2 separate regions of the Mus musculus genome follow, and region 2 is linked to region 1. A link is a loop called in an ENCODE intact Hi-C map of the cell type or tissue named here. Cell type or tissue: left cerebral cortex. All regions are shown on one strand. Links, peaks and the distances in the headings refer to the core of each region. The heading gives the core; the rest is flanking DNA.

Region 1 (12,363 bases), core at 2,772-10,771:
CTCATCCCAATGAGGGGAAGATGGGAGTCTGAAAGGAGAGATGCCATCTCAGATGAGAGACAAACTCACCAAACACATGGGTTGTGGGGCAGCCAGAGGAAGCAGGCCAGCAGACAGAGGGAGCCTCGCCTTGTTGGCACCTGCAAGAGCAAACTGCCATGCCTGGCCTCCTTCCTGGGTCCCTACCTCAGAACAGTGTCCTCCTCTCAGGCAATCAGAGGGAGGGAGAAGGAGGCTGCCTTTTCTCTTCCAAGCTCACCAGAGCATCATCAGGTCCTTACATCCCCACAAGAGCATTGTTAAACAAGATCCCGCTTTACTGCCAGGGCAGTTCCAGAGAGCTCACGTCAGCTGGGTGTGTTCTTAATGGGGCTTTTTTATCCAGCTGAGAGAAATGAAGTGGTCCTCCCTCATCCCATGACTTTAGCCTCCCATGCTGTTGACTGCACTCCCTCTTGGCTAGAGTGGATCTGTACCTGTTAGACCTTGGACACTCCATCTCATCAGGACCCAGAGACAAGGGAAGGGTCCGATATTTCCATCTGTGCTCCAGCCCTGAGCGGACATCACTCTTCAAATATGTTGTCAGTTCAAGGGTGGGAGGAGAGGGGCAAAGCCCAGCTCTGCTTTGATCTCTGAAGGCTCCCAATGTGGCGTGAGGGACCAGCACTCACATGCACAGGGCACCTCACATTCAGCTGCTGGACAAATGAAAGAATTTATGGATGCCAGACCCCAGGACACAGCTGATCCAGGCTTTGAGATGAAATCTACGTCCCAACAGGTGTTAAAGCTGATGTTTTATCTTCTCCACCACTTACTTTCTGACCCGGGCACTCAAACAAGATCATTCCAGACCAAGAAGGGATCCAATATCATCGGAAAGGAGTACACCAGTGTCTGCATCACTCTGTGGCTTGGCCCATAAAAGACAAGGGCTCAGAGCCCTGGCTGCTCTTGCACAGTGGTCTCAGGAGAAATTAATTTCCTTTTCCTCCACGTAAAGTGGGAATTGCATGAACTGCGGTACCAAGGGGCTGATGCTGCACATACACAGCATCCTAACTCTACAATCCAACTCCACGTCCTGGGACACAAGAACGAAGAAGAGGGTGGAAAGAGAGATGCTCCTAAGTGAACAAAACAAATGGCACACGGATGTAGCATCCTTTGTTAGAGGAGGGACAACCTTAAATTTCAGATGGAAGGATAAATATTCAAGAAGGGCCAGAAAAATGGCTAAGAAGCCTCAGTGAAGAGGGCTTCACCTGAGCAAGTGTTCACACTTAGATCCCGAGGTACCATGATCCAAATAAACCTGCTTTAGAGGCCAAAACAGAAACACACCGCAGGCCTAGAGGACCATCCTCAAACAGACTGGTGTATGAGGTGTGACACTGTAGCTCAGGGGAGGGTGACAGCTGGACTCCGTGCTGAGAGGTTGTTACTGAATATTGCTCTGCTCCTAGCCTGGACAAAGTTCAAGGCTTTCCATATAAAGTACACAGTACTGGACTAATACTGTCCAGATGGGTTAAAGATTTAATGGAGTTGCCAATGCTTTTTTTTTTTTTTTAAAAAAAATCAAATACAATGCAGAAGAATGAAAGGCCCCATATTAGTTTCTTTTCTCATCGCTGTGACAAGTTCAGGGAAGAAGGTCTGCTTTGGCTCATGGTTGCCAGGAGCAGGGTCCGTAACTGTTGGGAAGACACAGTTAGTTCCCTGACAGTTCTGTCTAGAACAGGAAGAAGAACAGGAAGAACTATCAGTGCAGTTTGTCATATCCGGGCAGATCAAAGGGGGGCCAGAAGTAGGGCTGGGGTGTAACCTTCGATACCCCTCAGGTGGACAGAGAAACTCTAGACGGTTGACTTGACCGACTAATAACACCCATGGGCTATTAGAATACCAGAAGCTTCTCATAAGAAGGCCAACGTAACAACCCGGGGGGAATTTGCCACTGCAGGGAACTGACATCAGGTGGCATCCTCCATCCCCCAGACCCCCTTCCCACCCTATAAAACCTCCAGCTCCCTGCACCACACGCTCACACACAGTCTCTGCTCCTGCAGAGAGACTGCGTCCTCCAGATGTCCTGCCTGAAGAACAGTTCTGCCTTCAGAAAGGTTGGTCTCCTTCTTTTTTATCAATCCCCAGCTAACACAGGTGACCTGCATCCCCTGGCTAGAACGTGTATCGCAGAGTTCCACACCTCCAGAAATAGCAATGCTGACGGGAGACTTAAACACGTGAGACTGCGGGAGACATTTTATGTCTGAACCACTACAGTCTTTCTTAGGTAAGGTGTAAGCGCACAGATGCCACAGGAAAATGCAGGAAGGTCGATTCCATCAATACTAAAATTTCCTGTCCTAGAAAATGACACTAGAGAGAGTTCAGTGGCAATGGGTGAATGCCTGTAATCCAGCATCCTGGAGTATGAGGCTGGAGGATTGCCACAAGATTGAGGTCAGCCCTTTTGAGATCGTGCCTCCAAACGATTGGTACCATAAATGGTGGAAAGTGGCGCTCCAGCCCTGCTGTAGGTCAAGGCTGTGCCTGGACACCTTCCTGAGACTGGAGGAATGGCTCAGGAGGTAACGTGCTTGCTGCCCAAGTCTGAGGTCCTGAGGTCCCACACAAAAGGCCAAGCATGACTGTGCACAGCGGAAAACAGAGCACAGCACTTTGTGGAATCATGGCCAGGAGGATGCTGGGGCCTGCTCACTGCCAGCCTAGCTCCATGTTTAGAGGGACCCTGCCTCAGAAGGATGTGAGGAAGTAGCAGATCAGGACCCCTGGCACTTTGCCCTGCCCCTGTATACATGTGTTCAAGCACCACACACTGCAGTGAGACAGGCTTTTCCCTGGGGAGACACACACATGCACACGCACACAGTCACACAATCACTCCAGAAAAGGAATCTATAACAGACCAATGCAATGATTGTGCCGAAGTTCAACCTGGTGAGCGGGTGAGCAGGTGAGTTTTTACTGGGGTTGCTAACAGATCTGTTGGGGGATTACTTACAGGAGCAGGGAGGATTCACAAAAGCAGCTTTCCATAACTGAAAGGCTCACCCCAAAACCAGGGACGCCTCACCAAAGCTGCGACCCTGGAGCCAGCTCTTTGCACTATTTGCAGGTCCAAGAATCTGCTCTCAGCCGCTCAGTCTCCTGACCTTGCAATTGTTTGCTCCTTCTGTAAAGCTACCTAGCAACTCTGAGACTAGCTCAGGCTACCTGAGACTTTGTCTCAAAAAACAAACAAACAAACAAACAAACAAACAAATAAACAAAAAACCCAACTATATACATATTATTCAAATGTATGTGCTATACATGTTATTACTATTTTTTTCTTGTATTGCTAACAAGGCAGGAATTCATTCTCCACAGGCATTAAAGGGGGAAGGCCTATAGTAGAACCACTAACTGGCCACTTAACCATAAGAACAAAGACCCCCCAACTGAACCGACCAGTGACTCCAGCCAGGGCCAGCAGCCAGTGGACCAGCCAAGGTCAGCAGCTCACAGAGTGAATCAGGCACGAGCAGAGTGGGGTTTAAACATGCCACCACCCTTAGCTAGGTGAGCAGCACACAGCAGCCTTTGGCTCCCTCCTCAGCTGGGTCAGGAGGGCATGCATCGAACATGCACAGAACACGCGTGACCCCTGTTGCTTCAGCTCTCAGTATTGGCAGATAACCAATCTTTAAAAATGTTACCTCAGATTATGTCCAGTTTCTGCCATAAGTCCCATAAAAAGACCCTAAAATTCCAGGCTGTGCACACTCAGTCATCTCAACTTCTCCCCAGCCTGACTATAAACTGGAGTCTCCCACAATCCTCTTTTAGGATTTTATTAGTTAGCTAGACTGGCTCACCAAATCAGGGGACACATGCACTGGCTTATTAAGGAGGGGGAGCCGGTACTGAATACAGTGAGCAGCTATGTGGAGAGCCACAGGGGTGTGTTGGTTACTTTTCTATTGCAGTGACAAAACAGTATGACCAAGGCAAAGGCTGGCAGCAGGAACAGCAGGGTGCTCCCATATGATCTACAAGTAGGAAGCAGAGAGAGAGAGAGAGAGAGAGAGAGAGAGAGAGAGAGAGAATGGTTTGCGTCTTTTGAAACACCAAAGCCCACCCCTTTCCAACAAGGCCCACCTTTTTAGAACAAACATGACTTTTAGTACCCAGGAAATTCCAAGAGAATCTGAGCTCTGTGCCTGGAACTAGGTCAGCGAGCCAATGTCAGGACTAAAGATTTTACTAGTATTTCTACTGCTTGAGAACTTCTAAGGGTTTTAGGAGCTTTCTGCCAGGAGCTGGTTTGAAGACCAACACACACACACACACACACACACACACACACACATGCATACACACACACTTTTCTTTTCAATCACAGTGAAAAATTCCGCACATTTTCCAAGTGCACATAGAATATTTACTCAAATACCATATTGCCGGGCTATTTAAAGAAACTTCAAAGTAATGTAAAATATTAGAAGCATTCAGAGCCCATCCTCACCCAGCTGTGGAATCAAGCTAGTCATCAATGATAAATAGACTATCAACTGCTTACAAGTTAGGCAATAATAACAGCACAGTAATATGGCTTAATAAGGTTGTCTTAGCTTGCTTTCTGTTGCTATGATAAACACTGCAACCAAAAACAACCTAGGAGAACAAAACACTTATTTCGGCTTACACTTGCAGGCTGTAGTTTATCACTGAGGGAAGTTGGGGCAGGAACTCAAGCAGGACCTGCCGCATAAACCCTGAGGCAACACTGCTTACTGGCTCACTTCTCTGCCCATGCTCAGCTGGCTTTCTTATACAGCCCAAGCCTACCTGCTTGGGGATGGCGCCGCCCACTATGGCCTGAACCTTCCATATCACAACATTCCCTCACAGATGTGGCCACAAGCCAGTCTGAAGAGGCAGCTTTTCAGTTGAGGTTCCCACTTCCAAGATGACTTCAGGTTGTGTCAAGTTGACAATATAAAATTAACAAGATGTACGTTTTCCCCAACCTGAGCCTTGGGCATGTGGAAGGATGCTGAACTCTTAGAGTGATGGATAATCATCACTGTTGACTTGATTGGATTAACACATCTACGTGTGTCCAGCGGGGCATTTCCAGAGAAAACTAAGGCGAGATACGGTAACTGGGGGAGCAGACCTGCCCTGAATGTGGGCAGCACCATCTATTAGAAGGAAGGAAGGAGACAGTCAGCCAGCTCATGGAGGCTCCAGTTTTCTCGAGTGCATGGGCCTAGTATTGCTATAACTGTCCAGGGACACCCCACTCCACGTTCTTCAGCCTTTCAACACAAGCTTGTCCCAGTAACCCCAGGAAATCCCAGGCTATCATCCTCAGACTGGAGCTCCATCAGTGCTTCCTCACGTGTGCTGGCTCACTTTATCTTAACAACCAGAGCTAGTCATTTGAAAAAAGTCAATTTGATTCAGAAAATGATTGGCCTTTGAGGTGGGAAGATCCACCTTAAATATGGCCCCACTCAAAGAACATGGAAGAAGGAAGCACTTGCTCTTTGTCTGCCTGACCTCACGATTACTGGGAAGGCCATACCTTCACTAGTATTAGAGTCTATTTCTTTGGGATTCTTAGATATGCTGAAAACGAGCTGAGACATCCAGCCTCACGGACTGAATAAGTTTTGGATTCTTGGACCTTCTGTTGGTAAAACAGCCATTTTTGGACTAGCTGGACCACAGACTGTAAGCCACTCTAATAAAATTCTAAATGTATTGTTGGACAGTGGACTGTGCCAGGAAACTTGGTAGGTTGAGCAAGTTCAGAGTCCTTGGTCCCCAGCACCCACCTGAGATGGTAGGCACCTCCCTGCTCGCTACCAGATTCCTGGCCCAGAACACAAGACCACACTTCCCATGTCAGTCACATAGCCCAGAACAGAGTTCTCCATGCTAATGAGGTATCCAGAGGCCCTGAGGGTTTAGCCAATAATATTCCCTTCCTGAACATTTCTCTCTCCAAAAGGTATTTCATCTCTGGTCCACCCTGAGGAGTTGGTATGCATCCATTTTCCACGATGAACAGTCAATAAACAGTATGAATACACATGGACTGTCTCTTCTATTGAAACTGCCATGGGGAGGATGAAGAAGGGCTTTGCCTACAGAGCCTCAGCCTGTAGAAAGCCTCTTTGCACTTCTAGACAACCACAGCCAATTACCGATCAATCACTGATGCGCTAAGCTGCAGCTCCCATTCCTTTCCCCCTCAGCCCTCAGGCCCCCAACTCTGCTCCCAGCTCCCTTCAACTCAGCAGCACCTAGATGTCCAAGAGTTTGAGAGAACCTGGTCCAGTCTTGCCTTGGGCCCATAGACCCCCATCCTTTATTCCCAACTTCTCTGTGCAGCACCCCAGCAGCAACTGGATGCCAGGGAGCCTCCACTCTCTGCCCCTCCCCAGCCCCGCAGCCCCACCCACACCCCAGTGTCAGAGTGGAACACAGGCCCACAATGTGTATTTGTGTGTGTGTGTGTGTGTGTGTGTGTGTGTGTGTGTGTGTGTGCGCGCGTGTGTGTAAACAGTTCTCTTCTTCTAGAGAACAATACAATGATTGAAGTGGGAGAGCCCAGCCCATTGCGGGTGATACCATCCTTGGGTGGTTGGTCCTAGGTGCTACAAGAAAGCCAACTGAGTAAGCCATCTGGAGCAAGCCGGTAAGCAGCACTCTTCCATGGCCTCTGTGTCAGCTCCTGCCTCCAGGCCCCTGCCCTGTTTGAGTTCCTGTCCTCACTGCCTTCAGTGATGGACTGTGATAATAGAAGAGTAAGTGAAATAAACCCTTACCTCTCCAAATTGATCATGGTCTTGATGTTTCATCACAACAGTAGAAACCCTGACTATAGCACCCTGGCTCTAAGGCTTCCAGTTTCTTGAACTGAGCAGTTATTGAGTTCTCTACACCTCCACTGTTGAACCAAAGATGGTCATTGTTTGACTACCTGGCCTCCAATTATAAAGACAATTCAATAAATCCAGAATCTCTCAAGCTAAGCCATCCACACTGGAGCAAACAGAGCATTAACCCATTGCTACTAGGAGAACTAGTGTAAAACTACTGAAAAACTTCCTGTCTACTAAAGTCGAGCACACATTTAACCAGTGACCTAGTGACACCTTTCCAAGCCGTGAGCATAAGTTTCCCAGGAGACACATACAAGGCTGCTATTACTGGCTCAAATAATTGGGGACAAAATGCTTGAGAGCCACCATTGCTCATCATTGTCCGGGAAGGGAGATAATTGTGATGGAAGTCACATGCTATGGAACATTATACTACAGCAAGACCAGAGGAGCTCCTGCTGTGCAGAACGGCACTGATGAAGTTCACAACACAGAGCTCATTTAGTCAAGAGTCATGGGAGATGGGGGTGGCCTCTCTAAACCCAAGAGACACACTAGCCAAACACAGTGAGCATAGGTGATTGGATTCCAGTTTTTTTGGTTTTTGGTGTTTTTTTTTTTAAAGCTATGCACTACATTTCCAGGCTGACTGGCAGCTGATGGTGTATATGGATTGTACATTAGGAGTTACTGAGCTAACATCAGTGTTCTTAGGTTATGAGGAGGAGGCTGTGTGGGAGGAAGTGCTTGTCTCAGCACCTTCAGGATGAAGGTTGTAGGTACTTGTCTTTTGCTTTCTTCAGTGTTTTGTGAAGGGAACTGTGTGTAGTTAAAGAGAAATGGAAGCATGAAGCACAGTGTTAATGACCAACAAACAGTCTGGAGGGGTGGCTCAGCAGTTACAGAGAAAATGGGGTTCATTCCTAGGCCCCACATGGTGGCTCACGACCATCTGTAACTACAGTTCCAGGGGATCCAACATCCTCCCCGACCTCTGAGGGCACTAGGCACGCAAACAGTGCACATGTGTGTACACATGAAGACAAAGCACTTGTACACATACAATAAAAACAAATAAATCTAGAACAAATTAAAGAAAAAATATTAATAATGCCAGTGAAGAGGTGCACAGTGGTCACCCACCATTCTTTCAGTGTTCCTCAAACGTTTTCTTCTTGAAGAGAATCAAAGGCAAGGACAGAAACTGAAAGGAAAAAAATCTAAAGCATGCCACTTAGAGAAAATTAAAACCTAAAACTGAAAGAAAGAGAAAGGAATGGAAAGACTAAGCCTTCTCCTTAGAAGAAATTACATTAAGAGAAAATATCTGCCTTATTTTCACTTAAGGTGGACTGGAAAATATCTGCTGTATTTTCACTTAAGGTGGACTAGTGAGTCCCAGCCGTGCAGTAATGGGGAGGGGAGCCAAATGTAAAGAAACTAAATCACCTCCATTGCAAACAAATTATCAGACCTAAGAGAACCAGGCTAGGCTGCTTCACAAAAGAACAGTAAACAAAGACAAAATACATGTCTATATCAAAGCACCTGGGGGGGGGGGGAAAGCTGTGATATTTCATTTAAATACAGCAATAAAAGTAAATAAGCCAAGGCTAAACCTAACAAAAGATGTGAGAGGATTTTGATGTAGCAGAGTAAAGTTTCACTGCAAGGCATTGAAGTCCCCAGTAATGGAGAGATAGGTTGTGTTCATAGATGGAAAAAATCTGAACTCCTAACTATGCCTCTTTTTCTCAAATCCATTTATAAATTTAATTTAATTCCAACTAAAGTCTTCAAAAGATTTCTCATCAAATTTGACAATTGGACTGAATTAGCAGCTCTTGTCTTGGTTGCAGAAAGACTTGATTTAAAACCAATGTGATGAAGACTGTGTGCTGCTGAGCAGGGGTGGACACATGAACTAACAAGACAGAGCAGAGTTCAGAACCAGAAGAAGACCACATGCCCACACGAGGCGCCTCACTGCCAGAGGGAGCATTGCAAGCCAGTATGGAAGGGTTTGGCAGCCAATCCATGATGTGTTGACAATTGGTGTTCCTTGTAGAAAAATATGCTCAGATCTCCACCTCCCACCAAACACAGGAACAGCAGGGCTCTGGGTGAAGGATTGGCCTAAATGAGAAATACAAACTTTTAAACTTTTGAAAGAGCTAGCATGGTGACTCATGGTGACTCCATCTTAGGATTCTAGATGCTAAAGCAGGAGGATTGCCATGTATTCAAGGGCAGCCTGGGCTGCAGTGTGAATTCCAGGCTATGCAATGAATAGTCAAGAAGCGAGTGCTTATGGGAAGCAAACTGCCCGAGTAGAGAAGCTCACTGTCTTGTTGGGACAGGCTATAGGAATGACAGGGTGAGATACCAGGAGATAGAGTCAGAGAGAGGTGTGACATTCAGGTATATAGCTGCTTCTCCAGATGTCCACAGGCCACTTCAAAGGTACTAACTATGTGTCCTTGTTGACATGGGAAGGAATGGTTTCTGACACAACGGCCTGCTTATCTGTAGTAAGAAATTATCCAGTAGCCATCTCAGCCTACCAAAGCTGAACCACATGCCAGAATGGAACCAGAGATTAGGAAGGGGGAAATGGCTTGCTTGCTTCAGAGCTCCTAGGCTAAGCTGCATGTCTGGCAAGCTGTTCGGGGAGGCACAACACAGTCTGTAGTGCTTGTCAGTCCTTGCTTTCTCGGGTAGGAAGCAGCAGGCTCTGCGATGGTTGTCGTGGCTCCTTAGTCTCTTGTGTACCCAAGCACCCCTTGGGAGTTGGGAACAGGGGTCTGAGGGTCCTCTCAGGGCATTTAAGTGCCAGGCAGGAAGGAGAAGGCAGAGTTCAGAACCAGGTTTGGCTCAAAGTGAGTGCCAAGAATAGAGAGGGACTGGAAGAAGAGAAGGCCTTGTCTAGGAGACTGAGGCTCTTTATAACAAAGCTACACCCCCCACTCCCCAACTCTTGATGAAAAGAAGGTCCTTGCTTGACCAAACTATTTTATATGATGGCAAATGTGAATGTATACACCTTATTCAGGGTGAACCAGGGATTAAATACCTTTTTTGGGAAGGAATGCCCAGGAAGGGAAGCTCATTGGCTAAACACTCAGGGCCTACCTAGGTACCTCAATTGCATGAGGAATTCTAAGTTTTTATGTTATGGGACTGATTACCATGGTCCTCTCAGTGGGGTGTCATGGTTACATGTTCCAGATCAAGTAGTTTGGCAGGGAGTTGGCTCTAATCCTGCTGCTCTTGAATCTGAGATCCCCTGGGGTCTGAACCTGCTGGACCTTACCAGTTCTGTCTGGAGGCATGGTCCACTTGCCTCACACTCCTGTGTCTGGCTTTGGAAATGAAGTCAGTGGAGATGACACCTGTGATGTGAAGCAGCTGCCCACACTGGAACAGACACTGAGCCCCTGCTCAGATCTTGGGACCTCTTCTGTGGGGCTCAGTATTAGCAAGAACCTCTTCCTCTTCTGTGAACATTCTGGCTCCTTTGGTCCCTATGTAGAACTCAGCTATGCAATCTCAGCCCTAGGGACTCAGCATAGCTCATTGCTGTCTTCATACAAGCTGAGCCAACTAGACACTGTTGTCAAAGAGACAACAGGCTTTTCTTTTTCTTTGAAACCACACGGTTCAGCATGGGCCCCGGAGGTAAGCAGAAATGTAGGGAGGAGGAAAGAAAAGACTTCAGTCACAATTGAGTTCTCGGACCTAAGAGGCCCTCAAACTAATCCTGCCTGCATCTTTTGTTGGCTGGATGGTGAATCTAACAGCTCTCTGGTTTGGTTAAACTGCCTTGGGATGGCTTTCTGTCCCTTGTTTCTTAAGGCAGAGTAGAACTCACTGCCCACAAAGTGGAATGAGTCCCATTGGAGAGCTGCTGGGCTTGGGAGGAACAACACGGCCTCCCCACTTCCTCCTGATCCTATGGAGGTGAGTACAGCTAGTCTCCTCCCCCATCTCCAGAAAGGCCACTGCAGGCAGCTCTTCTGTGGATACAGTAACATCAGAGGTCCCACTGCTCTGTCTGGACCTCTTACTGTTAACCTTTGCATTCAGATGTGAAGTTCCTGGTGTGCCCCTGTGAAATGTTGTCATCACTGAGACTGATGAGGAAGGGCCATCAGGTGGGGGAGGTGGCTGTCACTGGGTGTCTAAGGTGCCAAAGGACACTAGTGACAGGGATTGAAGGCCTGCAAGATAAACACTGATGTGCTCACTTCTGCTGTCCCAGGTAAGAAGCTCTGCATGATAACTACACCCAGCACCCCTCCCTCACTCCTCCCCCACTCCTATGGTGTCCAGTTACCTCCACTGAGGTGGGATAGAAGGACAGGAAGTTATGGGGACATGGGAAGAAAAGGAAGGTCCTCAATCCTGGGTATGGGTAAAGTCAACAACTTCAGAACATCCTGAAGTTTGTTTCTGTGGAAGTCACAGATCTAACTTTTCCTGGATGGAGCTTCCCTGTCTTAGTTAGGATTTCATTGCTATGAAGAGACACCATGACCAAGGCAACTCTTACAAGGGACAGCATTTTATTGGGGCTGGCTTACAGATGTAGCCCGTTATCATCATAGCAGGAAGGCAGCGTCCAAGTAGGCATGGAGCTGGAGAAGGAGCTGAGAGTTCTGTATCTTCAGCCAAAGGAAGCCAGGAGCAGATTCTTAAGTCAATGACAAAAAGCAGCCATATTCTTCCCCAAACTATCATAAGAACAGTCTCTAGGCCACATACTAAAATCCTTCTCCATTGAAACATCTTGGGTCAGGTCTGCACAATTCAAATCACCCTCAGCATCAATGTCTTCCATATTTCTACTTGGTTGGTCCATTAAGCTCCACTCAAAGCATTCCACTGCTTTCCAAAGTCCCCAAATCCATGTTCCTCCAAACAAAAGCATGGTCAGGTCTATCACAGCAATACCCCAGTTCTTGGTACCAACTTCTATCTTAGGGTTTGCATTGCTGTGAAGAGACACCATGAATAAGGCAATTCTTATAAGGACAACATTTAGTTGGGGCTGGCTTACAGGTTCAGAGGTTGAATCCATTATCATCAAGGCATGGTTCAGGAGGAGCTGAGAGTTCTACATCTTCATCTGAAGATCTCTAAAAGACTGGCTCTCACGTGGTTAAGAGGAAGGTCTCATTGCCCACCCCCACAGTGACACACTTCTTCCAACAATACCACCCCAACTCCAACAAGGTCATGCCTCCTAATAGTGCCACTCCCTGGGCCAAGCATATTCAAACCACCACACTCCCAAAGAATGAAGGTGCTCTGCAAGGCATGGACAGCAGTGTGAGCAAGATCTCCATCTGCCAGCCATAGACAAATATCTGGTACCTACCACGGCCAGACGGCAGGGCTCTCATGACCTTATAACTATTATCAGCCCAAAATGTGAACCAATAAAGCCCAG
Region 2 (12,363 bases), core at 1,889-9,888, 520 kb after region 1:
GTGTTCACAACCACTCGCAACTCTGGCTTAGGGTTGGCATACTGTCTCTTCCCCATATCCTGCTAGCCAAATCAAGTAACAGGCCCAGCGAAGTCCCTGAGGAGCTGGCCAGAGTCATCATGTTGATCGGAAATGCAGAACAGTGTAATTTTTCCCAACAGCTGAACACAGTACCCAGACACAGGGTAAAAACCTGCAGTCTACCCTGAGACTACCCTCTCTGCCCCTCCTCTCCACCTCCAGTAGAGCCCTTCTAGTGCCTTCCTCCATAGGAGATGGAAAACAGATAATGTCACAGGGCAGGCACAAACATCCCCAGTGCAGTCGTGGGGACCGGGTGACCCCATCCCTCATCAGTCAACCCAAGCTCAAATCCTCAGGAGCAGGATGTCCTCACAGCACACCTGGATGACCCTTGTCCCTAGGTGCTGGATAAGTAAACCATTAACCCATCCTGAACTAAGCAGTTCCGCCCATCTAAGCTGCAGACAGTTCCCCTGGCCTCTTGAGGAAGGTCTTCCTGCCAGGTGCACAGAGGGGAGGCCCGAATTGGGACCCAGCTGGGGCATGGGAGCAGGGAGCTGGGGGAAGCAGTAGGAAGTGTCTCATTTGCATTCACGTTCTGACTGGTGCACACTCCCCCTCTCCCCATCTTGATAAAGTAGCCTGTAATGTCCTAGGCCATGGGGCAGTCAGGTGAGAGCAGCCAGTCCAGGGACTGGCTTCTTCCATTTATCATGTGCACTTACAGTCAGGGAAAGATGGGAGTTCTAATTCCCAATGCTGCCTTATGTGTCCCCGACACAAAGGCATTTCCCAGTTTGTGTTTGCACTCCTCCTCCTATCCCTGGCCCCACAGACTGTCATGGGCCCTGCTCTTCTGGATGGGCCAGGGCTCCCTCCAGGCTGGATATAAGTAGGCACTTGGCAATAGTTACTGCAGGAGTCCATGGAAGGAGAGCTGGACCTTACTGGGTGTGCTGCCTCAGAAAGGGCCTAGCTTCTCCATCCTTTTTCTGAATGAGGTTTTTAATTCTTGCTGGACTTGAGGACTCATGGAAGGGGCACTGACCCTGAGTCAGTCCCCCGGAGTCAGTCTAGCTTTGATGGTGGGCATGGTGCTATCACATACCGAATTATGGCTCCTCCGGTCCCTATCTTCCACCCACCCTGCTCCTGGGCTTCAGTCTTTAGCTGTTCTTGCAGAAAGGTCTATCCTGCTCCAGACATAGGCTGTTGCCCGAGGCATTTGAGGTGACATGGAAGGAGGGCTCTGTTCCATCAGAATCCTTTGTCTCTGGGACCAGAGCTTCGTCTCCTGAAGGTCCACAGCTCCATCTTCTCCCTGTAGACCTTGTTCAGTCAAGGGAGGGCCACTTGCAGACAATGAGCCACTGGTGCTGAGGTCACCGTGGGGCTCTTAGGAAGCATGCATGGGACCTCATGTGCTCCCCCAGTCACAATGGGTTACAGCTGCTTTCCTTACAAGACCTAAGCAAAATGAATGTTTATCCTGACAGCTCTGGGAACAGGGGCTCTTTGGACCTAACCGACTTGATTTCAGTGCAGGGACAGCAGAACTCCTGCTTCCTGCTTGCAGCTATTCCCCATTCTTCTATTTCCTTCCCCAGGATGGCCTGGGGTGTCCCACTGTGCACTTGGCTTAGCTTGTGCTCACAGCAGTTGGTCGTTGCATGCTGAGGTGTGTCTTTATTCATGTGGGTGGCTGTGCCTGTCACAGGCTTGTGACATGTGTGCATGTGCTTGCCTAGGTGTGCATGTCACGCTCCTGTGGTCGGAAAGGCCGTGTGGGCTGGGGTAGGACTTTTTGCTTCTGTGGTTTGTTATTTTGTGGAGTGCTGGGAGTGGAGCCCAGAGCCTCCTGCAAGGCAAGTGCTATCACTCTACAGCCCCTGGCTCATCTCATAGCAGTTTTAAAATTATTTTATTAGTTTTTCATGTGTCTTGCCTGCACGTATGTCTCTGCATCTTATACGTGCAGTGCCCTCAGAGGCCAGAAGGTGGCACTGGATCCCTTTGATACTAGAACTGCGGACAGTATGATCTAGACAAGCAGCCAGTGCTTCCCCCATCCCCCAACACATTTTTATTGATTATTTGAGAATCTTACATCATGCACCCAGATCACACTCACTTCCCAGTGCTCCCAGGTCTGCTCCCCAACCTTATGACCTTCCCCCCAAAAGAAGAAAAAACAAGTCTAATTTATGTTGCCCACACACTCATGTGATCAAATTCCCAGTGGCCAGCCACTTAAAAGACAACTGAGCCCTTCCCCGTCTGCACCCGCCCCAGAAGCCGTAAGTTACGGAGAGTTATACTCCAGCATCCTTATCACAAGTTTTAAGAGACCTCTTCAATGGCTTCCTGTCTAGGCTGTTTCTTTGGTGGGGGAGGGAGGGAGGGGTTGTCACAGAAATCTTCAATGTCCCTTTCTCAACTCTGAGTCTGCAGTGACCAATACCACTGCAAAAGTAGCTTCATTGCCTTTTATAGTCAGCAGGAGCAGGGATCATGGTTCCAGGTGGCAGCTCGGCCCATGGCCATCAACATGACCGACGGCTGCACGGAGCACAGGCACAGGTCCCCCGTGACATCATAGGCCACGACATCAATATGGCTTCCAGCAGCAGCACGACTATAGACACATACATGAACAGCCAGTTCTCTTAACCACTGAGCCATCTCTCCAATTCTTGTCGTGCTTTTTTTTTTTTTAATGTAAAATGTATTATCAGTGTGTGTGGGCATGCACACAAGGTAGCGTACATGAGGCCAGAGTTCACCTTTATGGAGGGAGTTTATGCTTTCTACTTTTGTGCGAGTTCCCAGGGATCAAACACAGGACAGCATATTTGTTCGGCAACAGCATTTATGTGCTAAGACATCTTGCTATTCCCATGGCTGTATTCTTAAGAGACTCGAAATTCTATTAGTTTCCAGAAAGCACTCATGGGATGAATGGATTCACCTTAGTTGGTGGGTTTGGAAAACCTCCAAAGAACAGCCAGACACTCTTGAGGCAGGAAGAGGTGCCAGCTTTAGCCAGATGACGACCTAGGACCTATGTCCCACACACACCCTGTCATTTCTCTGTGGAAGTGACTGCCTGCCTGAAAGATCCCCAATCTAGAAGAGTCTGGGAACAGACCCAGTATCTGGAGTACTCCTCTTTGATGGGGCCCTCCCGCCACAGTTCACAGCCTGCAAGGATGGCGGCTGTGACTTCACCTAGCCGAGAAAAAAAACTGAGCTCTTGGGGGAATCTAAGGGTCTGGCATACAAGTGTGGTGTGTGTGCACGCACATACCCGGGCCTGTTATTTAAAACAACTCTTCCCCACTGACCACAGCAGTTAGTCAAACTGAAATAACACTACACTGGCCACTGAAATCCCTCAACACCCTCTCTCAGCCCCTGCATCTCCCTCCCTGTATAAGGGTTATATACAAGACCCAATCCTAGCTTAAGCCTTCCCTTCCCATTGGTCATCATCTATGCCTATCATCGTCTTCCTGCACTGTCACTGGCTTCCCCAGGGGCTGAAAGGCACAATCCTGCCTGGCCCAGACACTACTGGGCACTACCAAGGACACCCTTCTTCCTTCAGCCCATGTGAGAATCTTCTGCCCAACATGTTCCTAGCCTGCACCATGGCGGGAGGGACAGCAGCCAGTAGGTGGCGCTGGTGCCCACTGAAGACCCCACAGGTGCAGCCCAGTGCCCTAGGAAGGGGCAACTCAGGATTTAGGGGTCCAAGGCCAGGTCCTTCCTGACAGATTTTCACAGACCTGGAAGGAAGGGAAGAAGGTGGGGCAGGAAAGGGAGTTCACTGTGTCCCCCTCACACCCGAGAGGCTCATATAGCTCGACAGCATGACATAGTCTATAGTCTAGAGGGTTTTCCAGGCTCAGAAGAACCCAAGATTTCCTCCTGGGAGGCAGAGCTGTGGGGCTTAGGTGGATGGAAAGAGAGCCTGTATCTGTCTGGAGCCTGCTCAAGCCACTGATACCCACTTTCCTATTTCCAGGGTCCTCTATGGAGTCATTGCCCCAGAGTACAGCAAAGTGTACAGAAAACATATGGCCCTGGGTCTCCAACTACCAACCAGGTCATCTCTTGGACTGTCACCTCCTTCCCTGACAGGGGCAGAGGCCCAAGTAGCCTTTGAAGCCGGAAGTATGGGCTTCAGCCCTTGCTCTGGTGTCCTCTAGTCAGGCTTTAGGTAAAGGAGGCAGGTAAGAGCTACCAGCCTGGAGTGAACCCCTATCCTGTGACCTTAGCATATTCTTTAGTGTTTTTCAGTGTGTAGTCCACCATAATCTACAGTGGCTCTCAGTTCCCTGCTAGCTGACAGTGGCCACTCCTGTGTAGGCTTGCGTGAGTAGGTATGGGTGTGGGGTTGTCTTGGCTCCCTAGTCCCATACCTATACTTTCTCTACACTCGGGCTAAGAAGAAATTGCAGCAGGGAGCAAGAGACCCACCCAGTATACTGACTCTAACCTCAGGGGACCAAGGGAGCCCTGGCAAAGACCCTGACATGGAACTCCTTCCTTCCCACAGGCACTGAGTGGAAACTCTGCCTACCTGGAAGCCACATTCTAGTCAACCCCACAGACCCCAGCAACTGCTGCATCCTACCTCCCACAGGCTGTCTGTTCAGTGGAAGGGTGGAGCCAAGAGAAATGGGTACATCCTCTGACTGGGGTTGCCAAGTGACAAGCACCCCACTGAGGGCCTTACACCACCCTGCTAAATCCAAAGCTTCAGGGGGAAAAGGAGGAAACCCCCAAGAACCGTGCCAGGGTCCTGTAGCCTCCCCTGAGTTCAGTCAGCCATTTGTCACGTTAGCAGTGGCTCTTTCTCCGAGTGGGGATGGGCTACCTCCAGCCTCCCAGAGACCTCTAAGTGGATCAGACCCTTTCCAGGCCCCACACAGACCTGAGATCAGCTTAACACTCAGTTCTGCACATGTGATGCGGGTCCCTGATGCATGCAGCTAACACACAGGACTAACCGTGTGTAGCTGGAACTCCCATCATGCCCTGCATGCTCCCTTACAGAATGGTCAGTGGGCAGGAGTCAGGCCCCAGTCACTTCCTGATTAGCCTTCTCTCACCGCTTACAAGGGACATGGCTAGGTGTTCTTGGCATAACTTCACCATTCAGCAATGCCATCAAAAGCTCCTGCTCCGTGCCCCAGCTCAGGCAGGAAGCTGAGCTACTCGCCTCAAGCTCCCCAGTATCTTTGAAGCAGGGCTCCAGGCTCGTGCTATTTCAATACTAACTGCTGAGTAAAACTGGGGCCCCATTGCATCAGCCACTGGCCTTCCTTGTATCCTTTCATCCTTGGCAAAGAGCAACGCTCTTGTGCCTGCTGTTAGTAGGGTGCGCACAGGCTCCTTTTTTGCTTTTTTTGGCCCGGTAACAGAAAAGTTGTCCCCGGTTGGGGATTAGCAGGGAGTAGCCTTAAGTTCTGGAGTCCAGGAAGTCACCTTTCCTATCACCAAGGACAGAGTCAAGAAGGGTTATCCCTGAAACTGACAAAGCCTCCCCTTTAGCTTTCCACCGAGAAGCACAGAGGTAGAGCTTCATGGTTTGTCACAACCCTGAGAGCTTAAAAGATGCCGACTGTTTTCACTGAGTTCCAACAGATTGATTCAGAGTGCTGAGTTGAGAAATCTAAGGTCACAATGAGTAATGAAGACCATTAAGTCTATCCAGAGAGCAGCTAGGCCAAGAAAATGCGATTGGTGATTGATTGGTGATGTCTGCTGAGGACGAAGCTGTGTAGAGTGGTCTAGGTATGCTGTATGCATTTGCTACCTGATGAGCCACTTAGGCTGTTTATTTCACTCCAGTGCACACTTCCTCAAAGATTCATTTTTCTTTTATGGTTTCTGTTTGTTTTGTTTTTGATACAGGGTCCTACTATGTAGCCCTAGCTGTCTTGGAACTTGCTACGTAGACCAGTCTGTTTTCAAGCTCAGAGATTCTCTTGCCTCTGCCTCTAGAGTGCTGGAATTAAAGGTGTGCCACTATGTCCAACTTTATATTTTAATATGACACTTTCTAGGGCAGCCAAGGTTATCAGCGAAAAAAGCTGGGCCAGTATTACTTCGAGACACCAGCCCTGGAACAGGGCAAGTGCTCACTTCAGGTCTCCGACAGGGCCTCATGCTGCCTGGCTAAACCCCTAGCTTGGAGGAGGAGGAGGAGAAGGAGGAGGAGGAGGAGGAGGAGGAGGAGGAGGGGGGGGGGAGGGGGAGGGAGAGGGGAAGGGGGAGGGGGAGGGAGAAGGGGAAAGAAGAGGAAGAAAAGGAGGAGAGGAGAGGAGAGGGAGGGAGGGGGAGAGGAGTCCTAGTGGTTGATATTGTCAGGGAACCCAGGCTTCCTGGGGCCCCAGCCTGGCACAGGGTGCTATGGTGGGTCTAGCAGTGAGCTTGCATGGATGGCCTCTGACCACAGAAAGTCTCTTGACCTTCTGTCCCAGGACCAGGCTCTCTGGCTGAGACCTATTCATTCTTCTCTCTTTGGCTCACACTGTGGCTCAGTCTCACCAAATCCTGTTAAAGTCATCTCAATTCAGGAATCACTCCCCGGTTTGCACGAATGCGGATTCCTGGTCCCCTCCAGCCCCGCAGCCCCAGCCCCAGCCCCTCCCACACTCTTGACCTCTGGAGTTTGCATCCTCTGAAGTGTCCCCCCTGACTGAGAGACTTGGAGCAGGCCAGGTACCTGCAGGAAACAGGAACCACTGGTTCCCTGAGCTCCTACAATGGGGCAGCAGTGCCCCCTGGTGGGTACTGCCTGAAGCATTTCCCTTCCACTGCCGAGAGCCACTCATTAGAGGAGGGAAGAGAAGGGAGGTCTTCCAGGGCCTACAAGTGAGTGGGAGAAGTCCCCACCAGGCCATCCCTCCCAGCTTCCGCCTGCTCCTGTGTGGGCACTCCTCATCACGTTGTTTGGCTCTGCGTTTGTCCGGGCTGAGTGTGCAGAGGCTGCGAGGGATGATCCATTTCACTAAGGCTGCACAGTCTACCTGCCTGGCTTCTTATGAAAAGACTCCTTCTGTGAGTCTTAACAGAAGCCTGATGTTCCAGGAAGAGGCCACAAGCACTGTGGCTTCCTGGCTCTCTACAGCCCCCTTCCAAGCACCTGTACCCAGGTCTTTGAGGAGGAAGGACAGCAAGAGTGAACTGGCATCAGCTGTGACACAGGAACCCCATGTCATGCTTTCAGGTTCATCCCACGGCTCCCTCCTGTCACCGCCACATCCTCTCCACCCCATAGTTCAGGATACCGCCTCTTCAGACTGGATCATTATAAACCCTCCTTTAATAATTGATTCCAGAGATGAGTGTATGGAACCCCTCCCCCACCCTGCAAGGCACAGCCTCACCCACCCTTAGCGCAGAGGACAGGGGACAGCTGCCAAGAAACACCAGTCCAGATCCTCCTCTCATCCAGGGTCTTGTGCCAGACCTGAGGGACCCACACCCCTAAGTTGTCAGGTCCCTCACCAAGAGGAGCGCACCAGAGGCTACCTGGGCCAGTCCCCCAGGAGGCCCCTCAGTTCAGTTCCCTGCTGAACTGAGCTTGGGGAGGGGGGAGTGCTCCAAGTGTGTGGAAGAATTGCCTACCCTGTCTCCCACAGAAACATGGAAAACCTATGAAGAAAGTGTGACAGTGGGGAAAACCCCACCAACCTTTCCTGTGGCCTTTCCCTGGGCAGCTACGGGTGCTACACCCACCCTCCCTGGTTTTTAATACAATACAATATGACTTCAGGGTGGAGACACAGCTATCCTGTGTACAGTAATACTGGGAGCCATTTCGAGCTGTTAAAATATCCCAGGCAGTAGGAAGAAAGGCCACAGGATAGCCAGGGCCCCATATTGGTGGCAGAAGGACAGGGAGAAGGGCCCAGGCCCAGAAAGTTCCCAATGCAACCTTTCCAGGATGGGCCAGAGGCCTCAGTGGTGGATGGAGCAGGGCCCATGTGAGAAAAAGCTAGAGAGGCCCCATGGGAGGCTGAGGGTGGAGAAATAGGACGGTGGGGACATCAGCAACCTCAGTACTTGGGGACCTTGCTGTAGTCTTCAGAATGAATGTACCGGCACAAACATATGGACAGGAACAACCCCAGCAGCTGTGAAGGACAGAGCAAAGTCAGGAAGGCCCGCCCGGGTCCCAGGACCCTGCCCTGCAGCTCCATACTGGGTCCCAGTCACAACCACCCTGAGGCAGACAGGCAGGCTGCTGAAGGAGGCCCAGAGAGGGACAGTACCCAATCTGACGTCACACAGCCAGATGGGCTGGGGTCAGGGCAGCTCTAGAAGCACATGGACCACTCAGTTCACAGGAAGCAGCAATGCAAGGGCGCGGGGGCGGGGGAGGTATTCGAGACAGAACCCAGGGCACGGCTGCATGGGAGAGAGGGACAGACCTCAATGACAGCAACACCAGCACACACGCCCAGAAGGATGCCGAAGTTCTCCTGAAGCCACGCCTGCGCCTTCTCCATGCAGCCCTGTGGAAAGACTCATGTCAGCCTCTGCACACAGCTGCAGCAGGCCTGCCCAGGACCGGCTCGTGAGCAGGCCCCTCATGGCACCTGTAGACTATGGTGTGAGCAGATGGGGAGGAGGGGACTAACAAGGGAAGGAGGCTGAGTGACGGCCCCGGGCACCTCCAGGAGCTGGGACACCTGTCCCTCTCAGAGTGGCAGAGCCCAGCCCCTGACTGCCAGCTCCACACATACCTCAGTGTTCACAGGCCAATCCTCAGGGTTGTTTTCGCTCACAGTGCTGTTATCAGCCTCACAGAATCCTTTCTTCACAATGAGCTGGTTGTCCTCTTCCTTGATCTTCTCGCAGGAGCATGGGTAAGTGGTCTTGGTAAAGCCCATGAGCTCCTCGTTCTCTGTCCAGTTGTAGTGGCTGACCCAGCCACAGCACTTGACCTGCGCAGTGGCGACACGACAGGTTGCTTGATCGGCCACTCAGCCCATCCTAAGCAGCCCATCTCCAGGTGGAAACTCAGACTGGCCACTTCTGTGCCTCCTGGGGTGGTAGCTGTGTCCCGCTCCCGGGGTGCTGGAGATGCATAGCACCCAAGGGCTGAACTTCAGTGCTGTGTATCAGAAGAGACTTCAAGAGGGACTTCAAGAGGCCTCCAAGAAACAGTACAAACTACCAACACAGTGGAGAGCCAGAATCAGAAGCCGTTAGCATATGCATAGAGCGGAGGAGGCGAGTTCAAGTGAAACACCAGTCAGCACAAGTGGAATGTGTGCAAGGCTGTCAGTCAGGTGGCAAAGGTTGAACATGGGGCTCTCGGGTCATGGGTTCAAACCCCAGTTCTGCCATTTCAAGCTGATCTGAGCTTTCCACAAATGAAGACTAGGAACTAAGGTCCCTAATTGAGTGAGGGGTGAGGCAGACAATGTGCCACATGCTTCCAGAGAGCCCAGTGACAGACCAGTCAAGTCCAAGGCTACCTGCCAGTGTTAAACACAGGCACCTGAGATCTGGGGCAGAGCTTCCTGGTCACTAACGTGAGAAAAGAGACAAGATCAATTCCATTGTTTCCAAAGACAAAATGCTCTATCCAGAGGGCAAGGCTTTCTGGGATGGAAGCTAACACTGTTCTCCGTGGATTCCTTGGAAATCAAATCCCAGGTGGGAGGGAGGATAAGCCATCTCCTGTGCCCAAGCTCTCATCTGCAACAGCCAGAAGGGGGCGCTCCAAGCGAGTGAAGGGAAGCTGAGCTCTAGGCTATTCCCCAGCGGGCAAGAGCTCTGACAGAAAGGCAGAAGGGTAGGTACCACCAGCTCTGCCCCCAGTGAGCGGACAGGCAGGCCTCACTTGTTCTGTGACACCAGGAAGGGACAACCTTTCCAGGGTCAACAAAGAAGAGGCAGCGCTGTGAGCCCAGGAGCCGTCTCCAAGACTGTGCTTAGGGGCCAAGAGCACTTGTGTCCTTTCTCCAAGAGTAACACACCACGTCACTGTCACTCAGACTCATCCTCACCTGCGCCTGCACGTAGTCCCAGGCCTCCTCGCGGCTACTGGTGGCATTGGCAGTGTAGTTGCGAATGATGTCCATCACTGTGTTCCCCATCTCCTTCTTCAGCTGCAGAGGGAGTGTGAGCGTCAGGGCTGGACTTGAACCTGGGCCTCTGGGATGCTCACGCTCACACCCTGCCTCCTCCACCACAGCAATCCCAGGACACGCTCATGGCTGCAGAACATCCACTGTCCTGGTGATCCCTAGTGCCCATTTGCTCAGCGCCAACCCTGTCAGCCATGGCCTACCCTTCGGCAGGCATTTTTCCCTTTTGACACTGAAAGGCCTCCCGTGGCCTCCCACAACTTTCCAGAGACATATCAATGCCCTTCAATGTCCTCTCAGAATTTACAAAGTCCCACGCCGTTTGCCCAGGCCTCCCCAGCCCTGGTTCCCTGGTTCCCTGCTCTTCTGTGCTGTGCTCCATTACACAAGGCCTCGTGCTGCCTCTGTGCTGCCCCTGCTGCTCAGAATGCTGTCCCCCGATGTGAACATGGCAAGCTCCCCTAGCAAACTGCATCTCCTCAGACAGGCTCTACAGAACAGTGTTTTTCCTACCCCTCTGCCGCCTTTCCCTGGCCATCCTTGTCCAGGGCTAAATGATGGTGTCACAGCTCATCCTCTATTTGGGCTTAGGGCAACTTTTCCCAGCTGGGGTGTGGGTGTCGGCTGGGGGCAGCTAGGTGTGGGTACAGAAAATAAACCCACTTGCCCCATGGTTAGTCGTCACAGGGGCTGGGGGACAGTGAAAGTAAGAGGCACAGCATGTTCAATTTCTTACTTTTGTGGAATTGTCTGCAGTCTCTCAGGAAAGCCCTGAGACTGCAGGCAAGCAGCCCAGGAACCCCAACCAGAAGACCTCCTAAGCCTCAGCCAGAGCCTCAGCCATGTGACCAAGCTGGCCTTCCCTACAGCCAGTGGCACCACATGAGGCTGAGGTCCTCACAACTGCTAGAGGGGGCAGGGTGAAGATCTGTGGGGCCCCTCCATGGCTGCCCTCCCTGGGACTTCACAGTCCATATCCCGACTAGTAGTAGTAGTCCCCACCAGCTAGGGAATCCTAAATCCTGTGCTATCTGAGGGCTTCAGAGAAAAGAGGCCATGGCCTCCTAGCTTCTCACCAACAGCCAGCTGTGAGGAGGGGAAAGATCTGCAGCTAGCTCCAGAACGAGGTGAAACCCACAAAGGTGGGAATGTGGCCTCCAAGGCACTTAGTTCCTGCTGACCTCCCTCTAACACACAGCCCAGACAAGCAGGCTGCCATCTCCTGCTTACCCATGAGAGAATCAGAAAGATCACTGTGTACAGGAAGGCCACATACTTGCCTCTCTTCCCGACATAACCATGTTCTCCAGGTTCAGGATGCTCTTCCCCAGCCTCCCAAGGGAGCCTTGAGTGGCACCCAGGATGCCTACCTCCTCCAGCTGGGCCAACAATCTGGGCTCCTAACTACTGGCCTGCTCGGCCTGGGGAAACAGCCCAGACCTCTCAGGCCTGGGTAAAGCTCCTAGCATCGTTCAAGAATCCTCATGCACTATGCCCCTTCTTAGAATTGGGAACAAAACACCCATGAAAGTAGTTACAGAGAAAAAGTTTGGAGCTGTGACGAAAGGATGGACCATCTAGAGACTGCCATATCCAGGGATCCACCCCATAATCAGCTTCCAAACGCTGACACCATTGCATACACTAGCACGATTTTGCTGAAAGGACCCAGATATAGCTGACTCTTGTGAGACTATGCCAGTGCCTGGCAAACACAGAAGTGGATGCTCACAGTCAGCTAATGGATGGATCACAGGGCTCCCAATGGAGGAGCTAGAGAAAGTACCCAAGGAGCTAAAGGGATCTGCAACCCTATAGGTGGAACAACATTATGAACTAACCAGTACCCTGGAGCTCTGGACTCCAGCTTCATATGTATCAAAAGATGGCCTAGTCGGCCATCACTGGAAAGAGAGGCCCAGTGGACACACAAACTTTATATGCCCCAGTACAGGGGAACGCCAGGGCCAAAAAAATGGGAATGGGTGGGTAGGGAAGTGGGGGGAGGGTATGGGGGACTTTTGGGATAGCATTGGAAATGTAATTGAGGAAAATATGTAATAAAAAATATTTTAAAAAAAAGAATCCTCATAGGCTAGGGTGTGGCTCAGTTGGTACAGAACTTCCCCAGGTCAACTTGGGGTCAGTCTCTAGCACTGCATACACTAGGCATGGTGGCACACACCTGCAATCCAGTACCTCTCAACTCAGCAGGTGGAGGAGG

The links. Hi-C counts contacts between places; a loop is a spot of excess contacts. Peaks named below come from ENCODE experiments on the same cell type or tissue, not always from the same donor. Only the 100,000 strongest peaks of a DNase experiment are listed, where the experiment ranks them.
Region 2: it touches region 1 in a loop (2.9-fold over the local background); 10 of 42 quality-filtered maps call a loop at or near these places.

What each region holds. Positions count from the first base shown.
Region 1 is chr2:92,888,138-92,900,500 of GRCm38, forward strand. All of the region lies in intron 2 of Gm13791 (a long non-coding RNA gene), which reads right to left. Among named protein-coding and RNA genes, the nearest start is that of Syt13, 21 kb to the right of the region's middle. In left cerebral cortex, for the core only: no CTCF peak of the experiment used is centred there; no DNase peak of the experiment used is centred there.
Region 2 is chr2:93,411,769-93,424,131 of GRCm38, forward strand. It overlaps Cd82 (CD82 antigen), which reads right to left. Exons shown (of 10, transcript NM_007656.5): 7 at 10,059-10,160; 8 at 8,787-8,987; 9 at 8,472-8,555; 10 at 7,334-8,174. The coding sequence ends at 8,097. Gm13807 (predicted gene 13807) reads left to right here. Exons shown (of 6, transcript NR_040529.1): 4 at 4,052-4,711; 5 at 5,677-5,826; 6 at 5,947-6,062. Mir7001 (microRNA 7001) reads right to left here and starts at 10,239; the gene lies at 10,161-10,239. In left cerebral cortex, for the core only: CTCF peaks have their summits at 2,019 (motif pointing right), 3,701 (motif pointing right), 6,832 (motif pointing left) and 9,756 (motif pointing right); DNase peaks (open chromatin) are centred at 2,029, 3,663, 6,821 and 9,778.